Linked DNA regions of Homo sapiens: all the other regions are linked to region 1. The links are chromatin contacts, found by Hi-C or POLR2A ChIA-PET in ENCODE. All regions are on one chromosome and are shown on one strand. The core of a region is the stretch at or near the end of the contact, and the rest is flanking DNA. Distances in the headings are between cores, read along the strand shown. Region 1 holds the start of RBKS (ribokinase). Region 2 holds the start of RAB10 (RAB10, member RAS oncogene family). Region 3 holds the start of ADGRF3 (adhesion G protein-coupled receptor F3). Region 4 holds the start of CLIP4 (CAP-Gly domain containing linker protein family member 4). Region 5 holds the start of SLC35F6 (solute carrier family 35 member F6). Region 6 holds the start of CENPA (centromere protein A).

Evidence for each region. A loop is a pair of places that touch in the nucleus more often than their neighbours do. ChIA-PET counts read pairs that join two places held with the same protein, here RNA polymerase II (POLR2A). Pooled maps may share reads with other maps.
Region 2: a map of CD4-positive, alpha-beta T cell shows a loop between it and region 1 (19-fold over the local background). The contact joins the promoter of RAB10 here to the promoter of RBKS in region 1. A Hi-C loop is called at or near these places in 2 of 168 maps with a recorded cell type or tissue (CD4-positive, alpha-beta T cell and OCI-LY7), 1 of 37 single-sample maps with no recorded cell type and 7 of 50 pooled maps.
Region 3: a map of CD4-positive, alpha-beta memory T cell shows a loop between it and region 1 (14-fold over the local background). The contact joins the promoter of ADGRF3 here to the promoter of RBKS in region 1. A Hi-C loop is called at or near these places in 1 of 168 maps with a recorded cell type or tissue (CD4-positive, alpha-beta memory T cell), 1 of 37 single-sample maps with no recorded cell type and 7 of 50 pooled maps.
Region 4: a loop to region 1 is called in a map of CD8-positive, alpha-beta T cell, with 21 times the contacts of the local background. The contact joins the promoter of CLIP4 here to the promoter of RBKS in region 1. A Hi-C loop is called at or near these places in 3 of 168 maps with a recorded cell type or tissue (CD8-positive, alpha-beta T cell and naive thymus-derived CD4-positive, alpha-beta T cell), 2 of 37 single-sample maps with no recorded cell type and 10 of 50 pooled maps. POLR2A ChIA-PET finds 5 or more read pairs at or near these places in 1 of 52 experiments (naive thymus-derived CD8-positive, alpha-beta T cell).
Region 5: a map of CD4-positive, alpha-beta T cell shows a loop between it and region 1 (5-fold over the local background). The contact joins the promoter of SLC35F6 here to the promoter of RBKS in region 1. A Hi-C loop is called at or near these places in 2 of 168 maps with a recorded cell type or tissue (CD4-positive, alpha-beta T cell and naive thymus-derived CD4-positive, alpha-beta T cell) and 6 of 50 pooled maps.
Region 6: a map of B cell shows a loop between it and region 1 (8-fold over the local background). The contact joins the promoter of CENPA here to the promoter of RBKS in region 1. A Hi-C loop is called at or near these places in 2 of 168 maps with a recorded cell type or tissue (B cell and CD4-positive, alpha-beta T cell), 1 of 37 single-sample maps with no recorded cell type and 6 of 50 pooled maps.

What each region holds. Positions count from the first base shown.
Region 1 is chr2:27,888,624-27,892,022 of GRCh38, reverse strand. RBKS (ribokinase) reads left to right here and starts at 1,636. Exons shown (of 8, transcript NM_022128.3): 1 at 1,636-1,766. The coding sequence starts at 1,678. It overlaps BABAM2 (BRISC and BRCA1 A complex member 2), which reads right to left and starts at 1,294. Exons shown (of 12, transcript NM_199191.3): 1 at 1,181-1,294. It overlaps BABAM2-AS1 (BABAM2 antisense RNA 1), which reads left to right and starts at 909. Exons shown (of 1, transcript NR_028308.1): 1 at 909-2,567. RefSeq lists a silencer at 1,169-1,448.
Region 2 is chr2:26,032,564-26,035,962 of GRCh38, reverse strand. RAB10 (RAB10, member RAS oncogene family) reads right to left here and starts at 1,879. Exons shown (of 6, transcript NM_016131.5): 1 at 1,228-1,879. The coding sequence starts at 1,354. It overlaps LOC124907743 (a long non-coding RNA gene), which reads left to right and starts at 2,214. Exons shown (of 2, transcript XR_007086249.1): 1 at 2,214-2,285; 2 at 3,302-3,399. RefSeq lists an enhancer at 1,624-1,673 and a silencer at 1,984-2,213.
Region 3 is chr2:26,345,044-26,348,442 of GRCh38, reverse strand. It overlaps ADGRF3 (adhesion G protein-coupled receptor F3), which reads left to right and starts at 1,654. Exons shown (of 14, transcript NM_001321971.2): 1 at 1,654-2,322. The coding sequence starts at 2,209. It overlaps SELENOI (selenoprotein I), which reads right to left and starts at 2,300. Exons shown (of 10, transcript NM_033505.4): 1 at 2,154-2,300. The coding sequence starts at 2,210. RefSeq lists enhancers at 1,396-1,495, 1,608-2,375, 2,696-2,835 and silencers at 2,036-2,085, 2,146-2,205, 2,256-2,485.
Region 4 is chr2:29,113,609-29,117,007 of GRCh38, reverse strand. It overlaps CLIP4 (CAP-Gly domain containing linker protein family member 4), which reads right to left and starts at 1,593. Exons shown (of 16, transcript NM_024692.6): 1 at 1,343-1,593. LOC105374386 (a long non-coding RNA gene) reads left to right here and starts at 2,264. Exons shown (of 3, transcript XR_007086265.1): 1 at 2,264-2,339. RefSeq lists silencers at 943-1,182, 1,373-1,732.
Region 5 is chr2:26,762,595-26,765,993 of GRCh38, reverse strand. SLC35F6 (solute carrier family 35 member F6) reads right to left here and starts at 1,710. Exons shown (of 6, transcript NM_017877.4): 1 at 1,568-1,710. The coding sequence starts at 1,644. RefSeq lists a silencer at 1,534-1,843 and an enhancer at 1,854-2,053.
Region 6 is chr2:26,784,456-26,787,854 of GRCh38, reverse strand. It overlaps CENPA (centromere protein A), which reads right to left and starts at 1,799. Exons shown (of 5, transcript NM_001809.4): 1 at 1,559-1,799. The coding sequence starts at 1,658. RefSeq lists enhancers at 1,018-1,067, 1,128-1,177, 2,268-2,367, 2,629-3,398 and a silencer at 1,508-1,617.

The DNA of each region.
Region 1 (3,399 bases), core at 387-2,886:
ACAAAAAGTAAAAATTTAAACAAATGATTGCTTTACCACTAAAAACAAACTGGACTATTGCTGACCTACTGCTGAACCTGGTCTGAGTGATTCACTAGTCAAATGTTAAAGGGAACAGCCTTGCTCTAGAAGCCAAACCATACTAAGTGACAACAATACATTCTAATTCAGCAACGGTCGTGACTTTAGGATGACACCTGAGGGAATGAATTCTATTTCCAGGGCAGCCATAATACTATGTTTTAACAGTGCAAGGTTTCACGCAGTATTAAAATCTATTTCAACCATGAGGAGGTGTGACTTCTCTAAAAAAAAAGGGCGGGGGGTGGGGAGTGGAACACAATGACTCCAAAATCAGAAGTCACTTAGCCAAAAACACTGGTCCTTTGGTGCAGTGAACCGGGTACATGGACAGGGAGTCACCACCGGTAGTAACTCTTACGCATGGCAGCACTATAATACACCCCAGATATACAAATATTTACGGTGGTCAGAGTCCCCTGAATACTACTACTGCAATTTGTATTTCCTGATTTTGACGTATTGCAAAAGGAAAATGCAAAATTACAATTTTTGCAAGGGTCTGCTACCCCAAAATAAAGTTACAAAAGGTCCTTTGATGAGAGGCCTGGGGATTACAAAGACGTCTAAAGCACCATCCAGGTTCTTGCAATTAAAATGAGATGACAAACACGGAAACATGTGCCCTGCTGACGTCATGGAACGGAAAGGGGTGGCATCCTGCTGCGTCACGTCGACGTCATACAGCGCACGAGGGAAGTTACACTGGGGAAGCAATTTCCCCCAAGGGGCAACATTCGAGAAAAACAAGTTAGCTCAGACCCGAAGAATGACCACCCCACTCTAGGGGACGTCTTAAAAAGGGACACTCTCCCCTCTTCCAAACTGTATGATTCCCCTCATCAGGCAACAAGGAACTAATACTCGGGGTTTACAGGAACCAGGGGATGGGCCAGATATGGAGAAAGAGACGCCTCTGGCCTTGGGGGCTCGTTCTTGAGGGAATCAGCGTGATGGGGATGAGAAGGGCATCTTTGGAACGGGGGCCTTCTCCATAGGAAGAGGAGGCGAGTCCCCTGGCCATATTTAAACCACAGTTCTCCACGCCACCTGTGCGACTCGGGATCCAACCTCCCCGCACCAGCCCCAGTCCAGGTACCTGGAACTTAGTCCGATCGGTAACCGGCGACTACGTGGGGTACAGGTACCCGAGCGCGCCCCCGACAGACGCACCGACCTGCGCGCGCGCCGCGGGCAGGATGCGTGCGCACTCCCCGGACGTCCCGCCCCGCCCCCTCTGCGGCCCCGAAGCTGGGCGGCGTGCGCGCCCCCGCGCCGCGCCGAGCCGGGCGCTCGGAAAGGCGTCCCCGCGGTGCCTGACAGTTCCTTCCTCAGCGCCTGCCCCGTGAGTGACGAGGAGCGCGGAGTCTCGCCATATCAGGAGGGCCCTGTTACGTGAGGCTGTGCACCGAGACTATTCCAGGAAGAAGAGGGGACACTTGGTGGGCGGGGTGATTTCGGGCAGTCAGGTGGGCGACCCGCGTAGGCGTCTGAAAGGCCCGCGTCGTTAGGGAGGGCAGGAGTGGCGTCTCTGGTTACGGGGTCGGGCAAAGGGCAGAGGTCACCGTCCAGGTTGGACAGCAGCACCTTTGAGCGATGGCGGCGTCTGGGGAACCCCAGAGGCAGTGGCAAGAGGAGGTGGCGGCGGTGGTAGTGGTGGGCTCCTGCATGACCGACCTGGTCAGGTTAGTCCGGGGCCAGTTACTCAGTCTGCGGCTCGGGGGAGGAGGCGTGCCGTGCGCTATGCGCCCAGTGGAGCTTTTGGGCGCTGGGTCTCCAGGGATAGACAGTGCTAGCTTTGGGTATGAGCTGCAGGTTTTCGAAGCCTTCAGCCTACCTTCCTGGCATGAAAGAACTTGAGTATATAAAGGTAAATCTCAGGGGAGGGGACGTAATAGGCCAGGGTTTAGTGAAAGCTCTAATATTACTCAAAGCGCTCCCCAAAGACCTGCCCTCCAAAGACTTGCGCCCCCAAAGACCTTTCTTGGCCCGGCTGCTGAGCCTTTCCCCAAACGAGCCAGGGAACTTTGCCCACGTCATTTTACCTCCGAGAATGTGCCTACCTCACAGGGTTGTTGTGAGGACTAAATGAAGTAAAGTGTTTTGTCAAGCGTAACATTATCCAAATTGGGTATTATTCGTCTGAGCTTATTGTATAAAATAATGAGTTGAGCAGAAATCAAAAAGACTGTCACCTTTCACCATGTTGATTGTCGGCATTACTGCAGTATTTTATATTTACAGCGTATTTTTCAGCAAGCCAAGTATGAATCAAAATAAAAACATAAACACAGTATTTACAACCTCTGAAAACGATGATCAAATTATGATAGAAAATATGCCAAATGAAAATTGTTGAGTTAGGTCAGTAAGATTGAGTAGACAGATCCTTCTGATTTTTCTTTTTTTTAAATTAAGGTAGCTTTTCTGATTACAAAAGTAATGTATGTTCACTGTAAAATTAGTAATAAATTCAGATATTCCAAGAAAATCCTACCACTCCAATTACTGCAGTTCAGTCTTTTGATGAATATCTTTTCAGTTGTAATGCTACTTTGTGTTATAAAAATGATCAGGTATGCTACAGTAACACCTCATTCGTCCTGAAATGTTGCTTTTCCAAAGGGTAATAGAGAACGTGGAACTAAACAAAAAGGCTTTGGGACAATCAAAATAAGTCACCAAATTGCTGCACCAAACCACCTGTATTCTACTCAGAAAATAGGTCTAGGGTCTTCATGTAACCAATTTAACCTTACCTTAAAATATTTATAAGCTGTGTTACCAAATTTCCACTGAGATTAGAAAGGTGGGAGTTAGAGAAGAGACTGCTAGAGGCAGTTATAGTGACTGACGAAAACTTGAGGATGAGTAGGAGACTGTGTAACGAGAAGAAGCAACAAAAGAATTTTAAATACCAATGACCTTTATTTTTCCACAAATATTAGAACTATTCTGTCAGACACTGTGCCAAGATAAAAATACTTTCCTTTGGTGACAGAGCATAAAATTGAATCTAGTTGGAGACATTTGTTGAAGAGGCCTGTACATCTTTTTCTAGAGCAAGAGTAAGTAAACTTTTCTGTAAAGGGCCAGATAGTAAATATTTTAGGCTTTGCAAGCCGTATGTGGTCAAGGTCACATTTTTTTTTAACAACATTTTTTAAATGTAAAAACCATTCTTACCTCCCAAGCCTTACAAGAACATCCTGCAGGCCATAGTTTGCAGACATCTGTGTAGAAAGAACATTACTGTGTTTACAACACAATATAGCAATTGATTTTACTGGTGATGACTCTTTTCAAGAAAAGGTTATA
Region 2 (3,399 bases), core at 630-3,129, 1.9 Mb after region 1:
CCCAAAAAAGGTAAGCAAAATAAAAATCTATTTAAAAAATCACTTGTCCAATTTAATTTCAGTATAATTTCTTTTGTGAGAATGAAGCAGGTATTTGTCACAAAAGAAAACCCAAACCAAATATTTCAGTTACGCTATACAAACTGTTTCAAATCAGCTTAATTTTGACAATTCCCAGAGTTCAAAGACGACTGCCGTTGCTTTTTAAAAGCCTCTCAATATAAAAGTACATTTAAAAATGGGTTCAACTGCACCGCCACAATGCTGAGAGCCATGTGTCTTTTAAGAAATTTATTGCGGAGCGGATGGGTTTCACAATTAATATAGCACAATTAGCGTCAATGCCACTTAAATTTTCTAACCAGATTCAAAAGGGACTTTCCTAGAGCCTTCCCTTTTCCTTTCCTAAACGGGAAATTCGATTAAAAAGGTCACTCTTTAGCTCTTACTTCCACACTAAGTAATTCTGAAACATGGTGAAAGTGCATTATAAGTCCATAGGGCTATGACTGGCAAAATACTTTCCTGTAAATACTAGAGTCAAATAAAATAGAAGAGAGAGCTTGACTTCACTCCGTTGGGTTTGAGGACAGAAACTGATCATCTCCCTCAGATTACTGCTTCTGTTGATGTCTCGAAAAGCACTGAGGCAAATATGCCAGAGTCCCACCCCAAGCGCGAAGAGCCTCCGATTGTTTGACACATCAATGGATTAGTGAATGAGGGCAACTCACTCTTCCCTTCTAATTTACCTTAATTATTCTTCTCAGAAACCCTCAAGTTTACTCTAAGTTATCACCATATGGAATCTTTTCTTTGCCCCAAAGTATAAATTCAGGCCTTTCCCAAATAGCTAGTACTGCTTCAATCGCAACCACTGAAATAAATACCTTAAAAATATCACACATCTACTAATTCCACGCAAATGTGGAAAAAGCCAGTCCAGTCGCCTGAAGAAATAAGGTTCTGGAACATGGTTAAATGATGCATATTTTGTAACAGAAGGCACTGAGCATAGTGGGAGACTCGAAAGCAAAAGACCGGATGGAAATCATGGGAAGACCCCGCCCCAGTAAGCTCGATGCCGATTCAAACAGTAACTTGGATGTGTCGTTTGGAATCGGAATCACTGAAACAAAGGCGTATATTACGGGAAGCAAGATGTCTGGAGTAAAATAAACGGTATGCAGCTACCGAGACCGTACACCGTCCTCCCACAGGTCTTACCTATGGTGGAAATAAAGGTAGTATTGAAGGCATCATCCGAAAAACGAAAAAGGACGCAGGTCTTCCCCACTCCGGAATCCCCGATCAGGAGCAGCTTGAAAAGCAGGTCGTACGTCTTCTTCGCCATTGGGAGGAGCGGCTCGGGCTCTCGCCGCCGGCGGCCCCAAGGGATCGGTCCCTCTCACTACGGCCAACTCCTCACTCGGGCGTTCTCAGGCCGGAGGACCGGGGAAGCGTGGGAAAAAGGCTCGAGACGGCGCGGGCGACCTACGAACAGCTTTGAGGAAGCCCCGACAGTGGCGGCGTCCAGTGCCTCCGAGGGCGGCGACCGCGGCTCCGCAGCCTCTCCCAGCCCGTCCGCCCGGTTCCGGGGAGTCGGTCGGGACAAAATGGCCTCCCCTCCCCCCTCAGGGCTTCTCGGCCGGGACGCTCCCACGGGCGAGCAAGCCTGCTCTGCCGTCGAGGAGGCGCAGCGGGCGTGAGGACAGTCTCTCTCCCGAGCGGAAACTCCCTGCTAGCACGCGGCGAGGGCAGCGAAGAAGGACCCCTAAGTCGACGAGCTCAGTTACATAGCCCCAGGAAACCGAGCCACCCCGGCCAGAGCCACCTTTTCCCCGTGCCCTCTCACGCCGGCGTGCGCGCTGCCTGAGACGCACGCAAGGGCGTACGCCCGCCCTTCCCTCACGCCCTAGCCTTGCGGTCCGCCTCTGCGCACGCGCACAAGAGGGCATGGGGGCGCGCCGAAGTGGCGAGTGGAATGCTCCTGTCTCCAAGCCTCAGTCTGAGGCTGGACCCAGAGGGGAGAAGGGAGGGGCGAGAAAGGGCGAGGCCGCGGGCGCGCTCCCTGTGGCCGCCTGATAGGGTGCGCGGCGTTACGAGCACGCCCCGGGGGAGACGCTACCTAGCGACTGCGCAGGCGCAGCGCCCCCCCTCCGACCCCCGCCTCCCGCCTCCCGCTCCCCGCTCCCCGGGACACCCTTACAGAGCCCAGCACCTCCTTCCCCTCCCGGGGTCTCCCGCTGGACTGCGCTGCGGTTTCTCTGCACAGCGCTTGTCGGGTGTGTTGAGCTGGAGGTCTTGGCGCAGCGACGGGCTTGGGTGGCCATGTGTTCCCGTGTAGGTGGAGCTCGTAAACGCGAGAAAAAGCCGCGCCCTGGGTCATTTAATAGCCTCTTTGCTAGAACGAGACGCCTCCCGGCGTGCCCCCTCTCCAGGGCCAGCCCTGACGGGGAAACATGAGCGCTCCATCCGGATTGACTTCAAGAGCAAGAGTTTGAGATGGAAAAGCTGGCCACGCCGCTCGGGTTGGGATGAGGTAATCCTCACAACCTCTTCCTGGGCGAGGAGAGGAAGGTTGAGGAACACCTGGGCGCAGGAAGAACCTCCCTGCGAAGTGGAGGGTTCTGTGCGGTGCTCAGAGAACCTGCTTCAGGCCTTTGCCGTCCTTCAGGAATCCGGGAGAACCCGAGAGCGCTCTGCAGAGGAGGTGGGGCCTCTGCCTGCCGCCAGCGTCGTACCACTGGGTTGAAAATTGAAAGGTGGTCAAGCCTACTCCCAGTCCGACACAGCCTGCTTCCTCGCATTTTCTTTTTCTTTTTTTCTTTTCTTTCTTTTTTTTTTTTTTTTTTTTGAGATGGAGTTTCGCTCGTTTCCTCGCATTTTCTTTTTCTTTTTTTCTTTTCTTTCTTTTTTTTTTTTTTTTTGAGATGGAGTTTCGCTCTTGTTGCCCAGGCTAGAGTGCAATGGCACAATCTCTGCTCACTGCAACCTCCACCACCTGGGTTCAAGTGATTCTCCTGCCTCGGCCTCCCAAGTAGCTGGGATTACAGGCATGTGCTACCACGCCCGGCTAATTTTTTGTATTTAGTAGAGACGGGGTTTCACCCTGTTAGTCAGGCTGGTGTCGAACACCTGACAGGTGACCCGCCCGCCCCGGCCTCCCAAAGTGCTGGGATTACAGGCGTTAGCCCCCGCGCCCGGGCCCTCGCATTTTCTTTGCATTTGCTTTACCTTCTGTTCTCTCTCCCCATCAGTCCTGTTTACGCCACCCTTTTTCTCTCCTACCCTTCTGTAGTTGCAGTATGCATGCTGCTGACCTTCCATTCTCAGGGACATCCATCCCTCAAAGCACACCTAGGTGTGATGGCACAGGAGTTGAACCTGGTGAGCTGG
Region 3 (3,399 bases), core at 405-2,904, 1.5 Mb after region 1:
TGTCAGGTTTCCAACTGTAGCTCTCAGATATACCTCTAGGGAAGATAAATTAAACTACTTCAAAAGTAATTTTTCCACCAACTGCTTTTGTAGTGTCAGTTCTTCTTTACATCCCTCTTATAAAGCATCACATGAGGGAATACAAAATATCTTTTGAGTGTTTTCAATCTTTACCCATTTATGGGGAAAAAAGACTTTTTAAAATAAGCATTTATAAAGCGCTTACTATCTGAAGACAACATAAGGGGAACGCAACGATAAGAAAAAAAGATCTGTGAGATTTGTGTTCAAGCAAAACTGATCCCATGGATTTTTCCTTTGGATACCACTGGATTCATAATTTTAATATAAATGCAGTATTGAGTAATTGCAATAGAAGAATATTTAGGTTATAAATGTGTGCTTTTTTTTCCCCAAGGAAGCCTCATTATAACTAAAATGATATCAACAAACTATTTTAGTGAACATTGGACGCTTGCTAAATCGACCTTTGTTTTCCAGGATGATAGGAAGTCATCTGCTGTCAGATACAGGAACTTATATAATAAAAAAGGGGGAAAGATCAGAACAGAAAATTACACGAAACTTCTAGTAAATTAAGACACTTATTTAGTTGAAAATATAAATCTAGGGAAGATTCTTTATAAGAAAAAGGAGATTTCCTATTATAAACACTGCTCCCATTGAAATAGCTATTTTATTGGCACTTAGAAAGTCAGACCCTAGTAAGGAAGAAAATGTTTTATATGTCAATATTTACCCTGCAGAACAGACAACAAAAGGGGAGTAGAGCTTAAGGCAAAACAGGAGGTATCTGGGTTAACAGCCTTCTAAAATGAAAGTTGAAAAGCACTGGCCCGAGTTACCAAGAAGGCTCTGGACCCTCTTTCCACTTAAAATGTTAAGACAAGTCATCACCTCGGTTCAGAATGGTATGGCACAATACGGCTTGAAAGCAGAGAAACATGCTATGTGACCTTCTAAGGACCCTTGCTTTTTTTTTTTTTAACTCGAGTTAAACAAAATCCATTATGACTTTTTCAGTTATTCATTCATTCCACAAATGCTTACTGGGTGCCTAGTATGCACATAGCACTGTGCTTAAGCCATGATGGTCCACAAGAAAACTCTAATGAGTTGGGCATTATATTCTAATGGCGAGACACGCTAAAGCAGCAATTCCATAAACGAACAGAGCGCACATTTAAGGGGGAAAGGGGCACGTAGGGAGGGCTTCTTTGAGGAAGCAATATTTAAGCTAAGATGTGAAGATGAACGGGTAACAACAAGGATGAAGGGTTAAAGCCCATATTTCAGGCTTGGTCGACTGGATGGTTAGAGTCATTCATTGGTAAAGGAACTGCGGATGGGAACCAGATTTGGAGGAAAGTTAACCACCCGCATTTATTTACTGGGGTCCTAGTATGTTGCCAAGCGCTTCACAAATTCCTCTAATCATTTTGCACAGCAGAAGCTATTACTTTCAGTTTCATACACAAAAGAGAGGCTGAGCGGGGTTAAAATGACGTGCCCAAGACGAAATAAAGAAATCTGACTTTTGTAATCAGGTTTGTATGTGCTCGAAAGCCCGCGCTCTTTCCACTCCACAGCTCCTTCCTGTGCACCTCCCTTTCATCTGGTGGCCCTAGCGCCACAAGCTGCCGCTTAGGAAGTCCCTGCCGGGAGCAGAAGTGGAGACATCAGCAGGATGGCATCGGCAAGTCGCTCCCCTCCCGGGCCTCATCTGCCAAACGATCATCTCCTCCTCCGAAGTTGTATGCATGACAGGCGAGTGGAAACTTCACTAAAATGAAGGCGATTGACACAACAGAAGGAACTCCATCCTTTCGGGGGCTTACGAAAATAATAAGTTTAAAAAAAATAGGAAGGGAATTCCCTCGCTCCATGATCACTGAGCGCTCTCCTAAGGAAAAGGAAATCTCCCGGGGGGTGCCGACTACGGGCGGCGGGCTTAGGATGCTCCCACGCTCCCCGACCCCCAATCCCCAGGACCCGCAGGACCTCCGGAGGAACGCCCGCCAGCCCGCCCGGAGCCACGCGGCACAAGGTGACACGGACCGCGCCGCGCGGGCCCCTCAGCCGCCTGGGCGAGGCCGGGAGCAGGGAGAGGGGCATCCGCCGGCCCGCGGTACCTTGTACTTATCAAAGCCAGCCAGCTGCTCCGGGCTCACGTATTCGTAGCCAGCCATGACGACCCGAAAACTGAGCGCCCACTCGGCAGCGACTCCCGGCTACAAGGCTGTGACACACAAGCACCACACCGGCTGGGCAAGGATGGCAAAGACTGGGCTGCCCGAGAAGGTAGGAGAGCCGCGCTCCGCCCACCGCGCACGCGTAGCCGCCTCGGCCCCTTCGGCCGCCTCTCAGTGCGCAAGCGCAGCCCACGCTTCTCCCCGCCCATCGAGGGGGGGTTGCTAGCCCGCTCGAGCGGCCCGTCCCCCGACACTGCTGTTGTCCAATCGGCGTGGATCAGGCAACACTAAGTCCCGCCTTCCAGCTCTCTTCGTCGCTTCATTTGCTAGCGTCAAAATTGGTGAGCTGAGGTAAGGCAAGAGAGGGGGTGAAAGGTCAATTTCCCAGCGGGCTTTGCTCCCGGTCCCGGGGGAAGGTGGGATTTCTGTGGTATCCGCACTTGCGTGGTGATCTGGGGTATACCGTTTTAGTCTTGGGGGTAGAGTGACTGCTTGCGAACCAGTTCAGCAGTGCCTCAGGTAAGAGGACTTAGTTCTCCCGCTGCAGCGAAGTAAAAGAGGAAGGAGGTCTGTACCGCGAGCCGCTCCCAGCTCCTGGTGCGGTGCGCTGCGTGCCGTAGAAATTTAGTAAACGTGGTTAGATGTAGAGAAGGCCGAGCTGCTGCCGGGGCCACGGGAGTCTTTGTGCGGTCAGCAGAGGGACTTGAAAGACAGGTGAAAGGACATTGGAGACAAGCCCCTCAGGTCTATGTTGCTTAGGAACCTTGGACCGCCTCATCGCACTCCGCTCTATCAAACCGTTCCAAATTAAGATTGCTGGTGTCTCCCGACCAGATAAAAGCAGTGATCTCTCAGTCTCGACGAGTCCTTAAATGCGTTTGCAAGAGGTGTTTTACATAACTGGAGCCCAGTTAATTGTAAAACAAACAAACAAACAAAAAACACTAGATCAATGGCTAGTGAGTATCTACTAATAAAATTTTATAATAGTTGCTGCTTTTTATTGAGCGCCTTCTGTGGGGAGAACTTCACATACATTATCAACCCCATAACAACACTGAAGTGAAAGGCATTATCCCCTTTTTCAGATTAGGCAGCCTGCCCAGAGTCACTTAGTTACGAAGCTCGGAAATGATCGACCCAACATGAAATGAGTTCTGTGTTATGGGAAACCACTACTTCAGGG
Region 4 (3,399 bases), core at 344-2,843, 1.2 Mb before region 1:
GAGGTTTGAACAGGGAGAAAGAGTGAAGTTGATTTTATATAATCTAAAGATCACTAGTTTCAAACACGTGTCAAAATTGGAGTTGTCATAAGCTATGAGAGACAACATAGGTCACTTTTTTAAAAGCCCTTGCTGGTGGGACTGTATGTGGTAAACACAAAATGTCTGAAATGAATCCTACAAATAGAATACCATGGGCTAAATCTTCTACAAAACAGAAGTAAACACATTCCATGCATGGCTAGACTCAATCTTACAGTCCAGATAGACCGTATCAAATGAAAGCATTTAAAAAATGCATCATATTTACGAAAGCAAAATAAGCTGGAACCAGGATGGTTCTCCAACATAAAAACGCAGACCAACTAGACTCCAGCAGGTTCAAGTCTCTGCTTTCCTCCCCAGTTGCTCAATGCCCCGCACCACGTGATCCTGTGCTGTTTAGACGACTCACTTTAAATTGTGCACAAGATTCACAAACAACAAACGTCAAAGTGAAAGTGAAGTACAATTTAAGTGCTGGCGGATGTTCCTGAGGAAGGTGTTTACTGAAACCTTTCAAAGGCGCCCGTTTTATACGATGATGGTGCTACAATATGAACGCAGTCTAGTATCTCAGAACATACAGCAAGTTATTGTCCCATAGGAACATCATCCTCTGATACGTATCAAAACACTGTCTCAGCACAGAGCTGAAAACCAGAGTCTGGATGACGTGAACAGCCTGACATCTAATTCAAAGCTCTACCATCATAAGCAGTGAATGGGATCCTTAAGGATGCGGGCTCAGCTCCAGCGCTCCTTTCAACTTCCCCTCCCAGGTGCGGATGGTTCAGAATTAAGGGATCTCAGGTAGCCAAGGACTGCAAGGACAGCCATTTGGTTTAGCTTTGAAGACCCACTGGCCAAAGGTTTCTCGACAATTTAATGCGCAAGGGGAGTCAAGTGAGAAATGGGAAGAGGCCGCGTTGGAAAGCCACTGCGCGTGCGGGGACTCTCGGGGCAGCCGCGGCTGGCGGTCGTGGCCCAGAGCCCAGCTCCGCCGCCGGGTCCCGCACACCCCGCGCCCCTCAACCTAAAGTTGGGCCGTCCGTCAGCGGCCGCCACGAGGAGTCCCCATCCCCGCCGGGTGGGCCGCTCCGCCCCGAGAAGGCCTCCCCGCGGCCAGCGACACCGGTGCCCACGGGAGGCGGCCGCGGGGCTTCCACAGCCCCCAGCGCCTCTGCGCGACCCTCCCGGGGCCACTGACCTCCCCGCGGGCCCCCAGGGCCGCCCACCCCGGCCCCAACCCCGCCGCCGGCCAGCCCGCGGCCCGGGGGGGCCCCGCGCGCCCCCGGCCCACCTGCCTCCTCCGGGTCCTCTCGGAGCGGCCGGCTGGGGACGCGGGGGCGCGGAGGAAAGGCCGAGAGGCGCGCTCCCGCCGGCGCTGTCTCCCGTGGCCGCCCACGGAGCCTCCCGCCGCGCCGCTCCACACCTCTCCGGGCCCCTCCCGCTGCCTCCCACGCGGGGTGGGCGCGCGCGCAGTGCAGGCGGCCGGGCGGCGCGCAGGCCTCGGCCACGGCCCCGCGCACGCGCTGGGGACTCGGTGGGGACGGAGGAGGCAGCGCGCGCCTGCGCTGGCTCGCCTGGCTCCCGCGCCCCCGCACTCCCCAGCAGTCAGATGATCGGGCGCACGCGGGGCCGCGACCCCGGCTGACAGCGTCTGCGGGGTGTCGCAGTGTTACCTCCCCCGCCGCGAAGCCAGGCGGCCCCGGCACGCCGTGCGTGCCCACCGCCTTCACAGCCCTCAGCCTCGCGGCCTCACGTCTCTAACCTGCGGCGCCCCCACCAGCTGCTGGGGCCGGGGACCTAGTCTTACCCGTCTTGGGCTCCCCAGAGTCCAGCCGAGCGTGGTCAAGAGTACATCCACCAGTTCCCTGCTGGCAGCGCTTGCTGTAAAAGGCCTAATCCGTGCTACACCCACGTTGAGCAATTAGTTCATATCTCCTGCGGCTTTGCTGCCTCTTCACCCACGTTTTCTCCTGACCCCTTCTCCGTCTCCCAAGGACCAGACAGGGTGAAACTGTGCACCTAAAGTCGTGAACTCTGACAGCCTGACTCTCTGTCATCTGGTAACAAGAAAGCGTTACTGGACACATAGTGAGTCCCCTTAATGAGGAGACCTAGTAAGACCATGACCGAAGTTTGAAACATGGAGACAACAGTGTTACATCTATCAGCTGTCTCTGAGGCCTACAGCGGCTGCTTCATAGAGGCTGTACTTCTGTGTTCAGCGCGCACAGTGCCTGGCAGGAACAGATGTTGAATGAACGTCTGTCAGTGTCTCTGCAAGAGCAGAGGTAAGCGCTCACCGCACCCCGGAGCATCTTTTCCTGTTAGAATCATTGATTTCAGGGACTGGAAAAAGCCCCCTTCCCACTTGCCTGAATCCTCCTTACAGTGTCTTCCCACCAAGCAGTGGTTGAACACCTCCACTAACAAGGAACTCATTACCTTTTAAGGCAGCCATTTAATCTTTGATCAGCCTTTTGGAAATTTTCTACCTTAGGAGCTAAAATCCAGCTCCCTGCATCTCTCCCTCACTGGATTTTGTTTCTGCCCTGGGGACTCTTAAGTCTGACTCCAATTCATCCAAGACACACATTACCTGTCCCTTAGGCTACTCCTGATATGACCTGGTCACAATCCCACTCACCAGCATGTTGAGGGATTCTCTTGGATGCATTCCAGCTTGTCCAGAGCTCTCTTAAATGTGATTATCAGGAATGAGTGGGTGGCCTGCCAAGTGCGGAGAGGAAAGAGACTGCCACCTCTTCTTAGGTCCTATGCTTAACAACATTCACCATATCAAAATAGTTGCTAGGAGCAGTCACATCACATTGTTGAATCGGGTGGAGCACACTTGACTAAAACCCACAATATTTGAATACATGACCATCCCTGACCCTGGTCAGCTGCCAGTTTCTCTGTCTCTGCAGGCTCAGCATCTGCGAGTGCTCTCAGAGATAATGTGACACGGATACTTCCTCCTCCCTCTGAAGAGTCCACCTCCCTTTCCCTGCTTTCATCATACCCTCTTCTTGTCTGACCCACCCATCTCTTTAGCTGGTTAAAAGAAGGAAGGCAATCTGCCCTTGGTTGGCTTCAAGCACCTATAAATGAGGCCAATTGTCATTGAACCACAGAAAGTCATAAAGATCTGTGTGTAACAGAGTAGCTATTGGTGAAGTTTCCAAACGTATACAGTTCACTTTTATTGCTGATTTAAATTATCCATCTGAAATACCACTATTAGTAGGTGACAAGGCATGGCTAGCTCAGTTGTTCTTAGTTATAATAAAGATCTCTGTTAGAACCAGCCAGGCCACTGGCTTTATCTGCTACACCCAAACACTGTAT
Region 5 (3,399 bases), core at 461-2,960, 1.1 Mb after region 1:
ATCAGCACAGTTTACCCCAGCAGTAACTGGCAATCTGGATTCTCCTTGTGGGCAGCAGCCCTGGTGGACTTACAACCGCTCTCTAAGCACTTGACAGAGGCCCTGGCTGGCATGACAGAACAGAAGACTTGCTTTGCTGTGTTCAGATCCTGAGATGGGAGCCCTCAGGCTGGGGCCTCTGAACAGCTAAGGATTCAGCATGAGGAGTGATCCTCAGGAGGATGCAGGGCCTGGGAAGCTAGTAGTTCTCCACAAGGCACAGTTGGCCAGAGGTGAACCAGAGGAACAGGTGGGGCCCACCCAGGACTCCACTGACTGTGCCCACCGTTTGGGGAAGGGAGAACACTGTGACTGTCGTGTGCGTACACGTCTGTCTCCTCCACCTCAGATTCCAAGCATCTCAAAGGCAGAGATCGCCTCTTGGTCACTTCTGTCCCCTTCCCTTACACACCGTAGGTACCTTATACATGGGATCGTGCCATTGCACTCCAGCCTGGGCAACAAGAAAAGGAGGGGCAGGAAGGCCCTGCCCTGAGATGGAGACAGAGAGAGACAAAGAAATGCCATCCTGCCCACAACAGAGGGGAGGCTAGGCCCTGTCCCTCAGTCTCATGACTGCCTGGGTCCTTAGTCCCTAACCTCCTGGGAACTGTCCCCCCTCTCACCCCCATACATCAGAGCTGAACTGGCCACTTGCCCTCTCTGTCTGAGTTAATGGCACTTTTCTTCTCCCAGGCAGAAACCCTGGAGTGATCCTTGTTTCTTGCTCATGTGGGTCAGGCCTGTGGCCATTCACACCTGGTCTCTGCCACCAGTTGTCCCTTCCTTTCTCTTCTCACTGCCACCTCCTAGTTCCCCTCATCTGCTATGCAGCAGCCTTGGAGTGGTTTTTCCTGCACCAAACCACTCCTCATGTCATTGAGTCAATCATATCACTTTCAACATGTCATTCCCCAGCTCAAAAGCACTTTTCTGATTATGAGAGAAAATCTAACCTGGGCATTTGATGCTGGTTACAATCGACTTTGATCTGGCCTTTCCGTAGACTTTCCTTGACTTACAGTCTCAGACACATTCCGAAATCCCACCTAAGCTTCAAAGCACAGCTCTAACCCCTCATCCTTGAGGGGCCGTGGGGCACCTCCCTGTCTGCCGCTTGAGGCCTCCACGCTCACTGGGTCACTCGGCCTGCACAGCCACTACTGCGGCTCATGTGCACAAGTCCAGGGGTCTCTCCCAGCTCGTGGAGGGAGGTGCTCAGGCTTGGACGCCAGCACTGGAAGGGCCGTGGAAAGGAATCGGCCAACCCTCCTGTTAAAAGACGTGGAAACAGGAGCGGAGGCTGTACAGCAAATCAAAGCCGGGGCTCGGATCCCCCCGTCCGGGGCGCAGCCCCGCTCCGCATTTCCCCGGGCCTCGCATCCCTTGGGTGGTCATAACGCGCGCGAACTGACCGGAGCAAGTGGGAAAGCAGGGGAAGCCAGGAGGGCAGGGCCAAGAAGGGGGAAGGCGTAGAACGAGCGCCGGGGTCGCCAGGGCCCGCACGCCCGGCAGGGCCCAGACTCACTTTGCCGAGAGCGTGTTGATGGAGCCGGTAACAAGCATGAGCCCGGCCAGGAACAGCTGGTACTTGGTCCAGGCCATGTCGGCGGACGCTGGGGTTCGCTCCAGTTAGCGGCGCCGGGCCCCGTCACCCGGGGTCTCCTGCGCGAGCGCTTCCGGGCCGGGCGTCACGTGACCCCTCCTGCTCGCCCCGCCCCCGGGGAGCGCGCCTGAGCCACGGTGCCCGCGCTCTGCCGAGTCGTCCTGGAGCGCTTTGGTGGCCACGCCGTGGCCCTGGCAAATCACGGCCCAGGCCTTCCAGTTTTTTTTTTCTTTTCTTCCTCACTCTCCCCCGCCTTTTTGGGTTTCTTTTTTCTATTTTTTTGAGAAGGAGTCTCACTCTGTCGCCCAGGCTGGAGTGCAATGGCATGATCTCGGCTCACTGCAATATCCGCCTCCTGGGTTCAAGCGATTCTCCTGCTTCAGCCTCCCGAGTAGCTCGGATTACAGGCGCCCTTCACCACGCCCGGCTAATTTTTTGTATTTTTAGTAGAGACAGGGCTTCACCATGTTGGCCAGGCTGGTCTCGAACTCCCGACCTCAGGTGATCCGCCCTCCTCCGCATCCCAAAGTATTGGGATTACAGGCGTGAACCACCGCGCCTGGCCTTGGTTTCTTATTTTTATCTTTGGGTCTTCCTATTTGTAAAAGGGGCGGATGGGACAGTGCAGTGAGGGTGCATCGTGGCTATTACAGCATTTTGTGAATCGTTTTGAGAGGTTGAGCTGGGCGGTGTCAGAAAGGAGCCCTGAAGTGGGCCTGCCGGGAGTTCCTTGGGGACCCTGTAGAGAGGAGATTCCCACGCTGGACGTTTCCACTTCGGGGCTCCTATCTGATACCGCCCACCTTGGGCACAGTTCATATCTTTCAGCAAAGTGGCGAAGGCATCTAGCTCCAGTTGCCGAGGACACCATTTTATAGCTGAGGACAGTAAATTCAGCGAAGCAGAGTGATTTGCTTAAGAACCTGCTGGTGAGCAGTGGGGTAGGGATTTGCGCTTGGGTTCTCCAGTCTCCAAAAATCCGTGCCTTCCGCATGGCCTCTGCACCAAGCCCTGCTTCACTGCTCCTTTGTGGACTTTCTGGTCGCAGCTGAGGCATCCAGGCAGAAAGACCATCCCTAGGTTTGTTTGAAGAGGGTGTTGACGAAGAGTCACACTCTAAAATATTTGAAGGGATTTATTCTGAGCCAAATATTTGTGACCATGGCCCGTGACACAGCCCTCAGGAGGTCCTGAGAACATGTGCCCAAAGTGGTCGGGGCGCAGCATTTTAGAAAGACACGAGACATCAATCAAATACATTTAAGAAATACATTGGTTTGGTCCAGAAAGGTAGGACAACTCAAAGCCGGGAGGAGGGGAGAGGGTGGGGCAGGAAACGGGAAAAATATCTATCTATGTTAATAGAGATTTTTGTTTTTTTTTGAGACGGAGTCTTGCTCTGTCGCCCAGGCTGGAGTGCAGTGGTGCGATCTCGGCTCACTGCAACCTCCACCTCCCGGATTCAATCAGTTCTCTGCCTCAGCCTCCCAAGTAGCTGGGACTACAGGTGCCTGCCACCACGCCTGGCTAAATTTTGTATTTCTAGTAGAGATGGGGGGGGTCTCACCATGTTGGCCAGGCTGGTCTTGAACTCCTGATCCACCTGCCTCGGCCTCCCAAAGTGCTGGGATTACAGGCGTGATCCGCCACGCCCGGCCGGTAATAGAGATTCTTTACAGATGCAAATTTTCCCCCACAAAAGACAGATTTGCAGGGCCATTTCAAGATATGGCAAAGAAAAATGTTTTGGGGTA
Region 6 (3,399 bases), core at 550-3,049, 1.1 Mb after region 1:
AACTAAAAACGACTAGGGTGAACGAGAATTCAGCAAGTTGGCTGGAAGCAAAGGTTAAATCCTCGTGTTTTGGGAAAGAAAAAAAATCCCATTCGCAACAGCAACATCTAGAAACAACCTACTCCAGCCTAGGCAACATGGCAAAATCCCACCTCTACTAAAAATACAAAAAATTAGCCGGCATGGTGGCATATGCCTGTAGTCCCAGCTACTCGGGAGGCTGAGCTGGGAGAAGCACCTGAGCCTGGGAAGTTGAGGCTGCAGTGAACCCTCGTGGCATCACTGCACTCCAACCTGGGCGATGGGTCTCAAAAAAAAAACAACAAAAAACCAAAAAGCCGGCCGGGCGCGGTGGCTCACGCCTGTAATCCCAGCACTTTGGGAGACCGAGGTGGGCGGATCACGAGGTCAGGAGATCAAGACCATCCTGGCTAACACGGTGAAACCCTGTCTCTACCAAAAATACAAAAAATTAGCCGGGCGTGGTGGTAGGCGCCTGTAGTCCCAGCTACTCGGGAGGCTGAGGCAGGAGAAGGGCGTGAACCCAGGAGGCGGAGCTTGCCGTGAGCGGAGATCGCGCCACTGCACTCCAGCCTGGGCGACAAAGCCTGACTCCGTCTCCAAAACAAAACAAAAAACCCAAAAAAGCCTGTAGGCACAGTGGCTCATGCCTGCAATCCCAGCACTTTGGGAGGCCCAGGCAGGAGGATCACTTGAGGCCAGGAGTTTGAGACCAGCCTGGGTAACACAGGGAGACCCAGTCTCTACAAAAAGCAATGAAACAAATAAACTACAATACACTTCCCATCTTCCTCATAGCTACGTAGCAAGAGTTAAGAGATAAGTAAAGCAGCTGTTGCCACCATGTACCATACAGGCATCTGCCTCCTCCTGCCGTTGGGTCTCCCATCCACCAGCCCACCATAGACAATTAAGACACAGACTTCGGCCCCTTTTCCCGGACACAAGCTCTGGAAGGCAACAGAGTGAGCAGCGCAGAGGGCCTCGGTTCAAGGCCTAACAGCCTCTCCCGGAAGGGAAAAAAAACCCCTGAAAGACACCTCCTAAGAGGACTCCTGTTTGAAATCGTCACCGAAAGCAGTCAATACTTTTGCAATTTAAAAATGCACAAACACAGAGGATTGGAAATCCCGTGTCCGCCAGAACACCAAGTTGTGTGACTCTGCTCAAGCTCTCTGGCCTGTGCCTCGGCTTTCTCATTAGCTGTAAAATGGGCACAATATGAAGCTGAGATAACGCACGAACAGTGGGAGGCAATGCCTGGTTGGCGGTGGGCGGTGGGCGCTGGGTAACCACTAGTCCTAACAAGAAGACGGCGTTAGGAGCCAAGTGGCTAAGCCGGTCCCTTCCCGCTTTCGGAACCGCCTGCTCCAGCCCCTCGCAGGGCTGGCACCGCCCGTGCCCGGAGCGGATGCCGGACGGCGGAACCGCGTTGTCCCCCAACAGGGAAGTGCCACGGGATCGGGACTCGGGAGATCCGGGCTCCGCCTGCGAGCCTCGGTTTTCTCCTCTTCGAGATGGGGCCGCGGCCGGTTACCTAAGGAGGGGCCCCGCCGGGAGGGGCCGGGGGTCGGGGTCGGGCTCGGGCTGCGCCTCCTCGGGGCCTCGGGCTTTCGGCTCCGGCGGCGCGGGCCCATGACACGCCGCAGAGGGTGCTGGCGCCCGGTCCCACGGCTCCTGCTCGGGCTGCCGGGTCCGGGAGCGAAAGGCTGGCTTCTGGGGAGCCCAGAGAACGCTGTGCCGCGAGCCTCACATGAGCCGGTGCTTGGCAGAAGTCCGCGCCGCTCGCGTTCAAATCGCTCGCTCCGCCCACTTCACGGCCGGCGTTTTTTAAAACCCGAATCCAGCGACTCCCAGTGGCTGACTCTGGAACGCCCCTTACGTAGAGCGACTGCAGGTAGGGCCAATGAGAGTATGCACCGAGACACAAATATAGCGGCGATGATAGGAGGACAGGGGAGACTGATGGTAAAATCAACCAATAGACAACTAAAGAGATGGGGCGGGAAATTCTCCTGCCCCCTGCTTGCCAATCTGGTTGCTGGTCTTTGCGGGACCGTACTGACGTCCTCAGGTGCCCTCCAGTCAAAACACCGAAGCTCAGTTTGGAACGTGGATGGTGTGTTTGTAGAACGTGCTTTCTAGAAAAGTCGCTTTCCTCAAACATTTTATGCTTTGCCTTAGCAACGCAGAGATGGCTTTTAAAGATGAGGAAACAGACCCATAGAGAATGTGACAACCCCGTGTCGTATCTGCGACTCTCCCAGGAACTATCCACAGATATACTCAGAATCCAGTTCAACTGCATAAACTTTGCTGACGCTTGGGGTCGCGGGGACGGCGGGATCGGCGGGGCTTTGAGAATAAGGTCCGGGCAGGGCAGGCCTCGGCACTATAGCAACGCAATCGTCCCAAAAAAATGCTCTCTTCCCTTTGTTGGGGATAATAAAAATTCAAGTCATGTCCCGGTATGTAGAATAAGGGGAATTTTAATTTTCTAAATTTTATTTCTTGCATTTTCTAAATGTTCTACAGTGAACATGTAATCAGGAAAAATGTTATAAAATTAGTGATTTCATGGAACCCTTGTGCATTGCTGGTGGGAGTGTAAAATGCTGCGGCTGCTGTGAAAAATAGTATTGGTGGTTCCTCAAAAAATCAAAAATAGAATTACCAGATGATCCAGTAATTCCACTTCTGGCTAAATATCCAAAAGAATTTAAATATAGCCAGGGACTTGAACAGATATTCTCACACCCATGTTGATAGCGGCATTCTTCACAACAGCCCGAAGGCAGAAACAGCCTGAATACACACCAACAGATGAACGGATAAACAAAATGGGGTGTATACCACAATGTTATTCAGCCTTTAAAAGGAAGGGAATTCTGACACCTGCTGCAACATAGATGAACCTTGAGGACGTTATGCTAAGTGAAATAAAGCAGTCCACCAAGGGACAAATGCTGGGCTGGGGTGCGGTGGTTCATGCCTGTAATCCCAGCGCTTTGGGAGGCCAAGTTGTTCGGAACCACTGAGTTCGAGTTCGAGTCCAACCTGGCCAACATGGCGAAACTCCATCTTGCCGAGCGTGGTGGCTCACGCCTGTAAACCCAGCACTCTGGGAGGCCGAGGCAGGCAGATCACCCGAGGTCAGGAGTTCAAGACCAGCATGGCCAACATGGCGATACCCCGTCTCTACTAAAAATATAAAAATTTGCCAGGTGCTGTGGCTCACGCCTGTAATCCCAGCTACTCAGGAGGCTGAGGCAGAGTTGCTTGAACCTGAAAGGCGGAGGTTGCAGTGAGCCGAAATCATGCCACGGCACTCCAGCCTAGGCGACAAGAGTGAGACTCTGTCTCAAAAAAAAAAAAAAA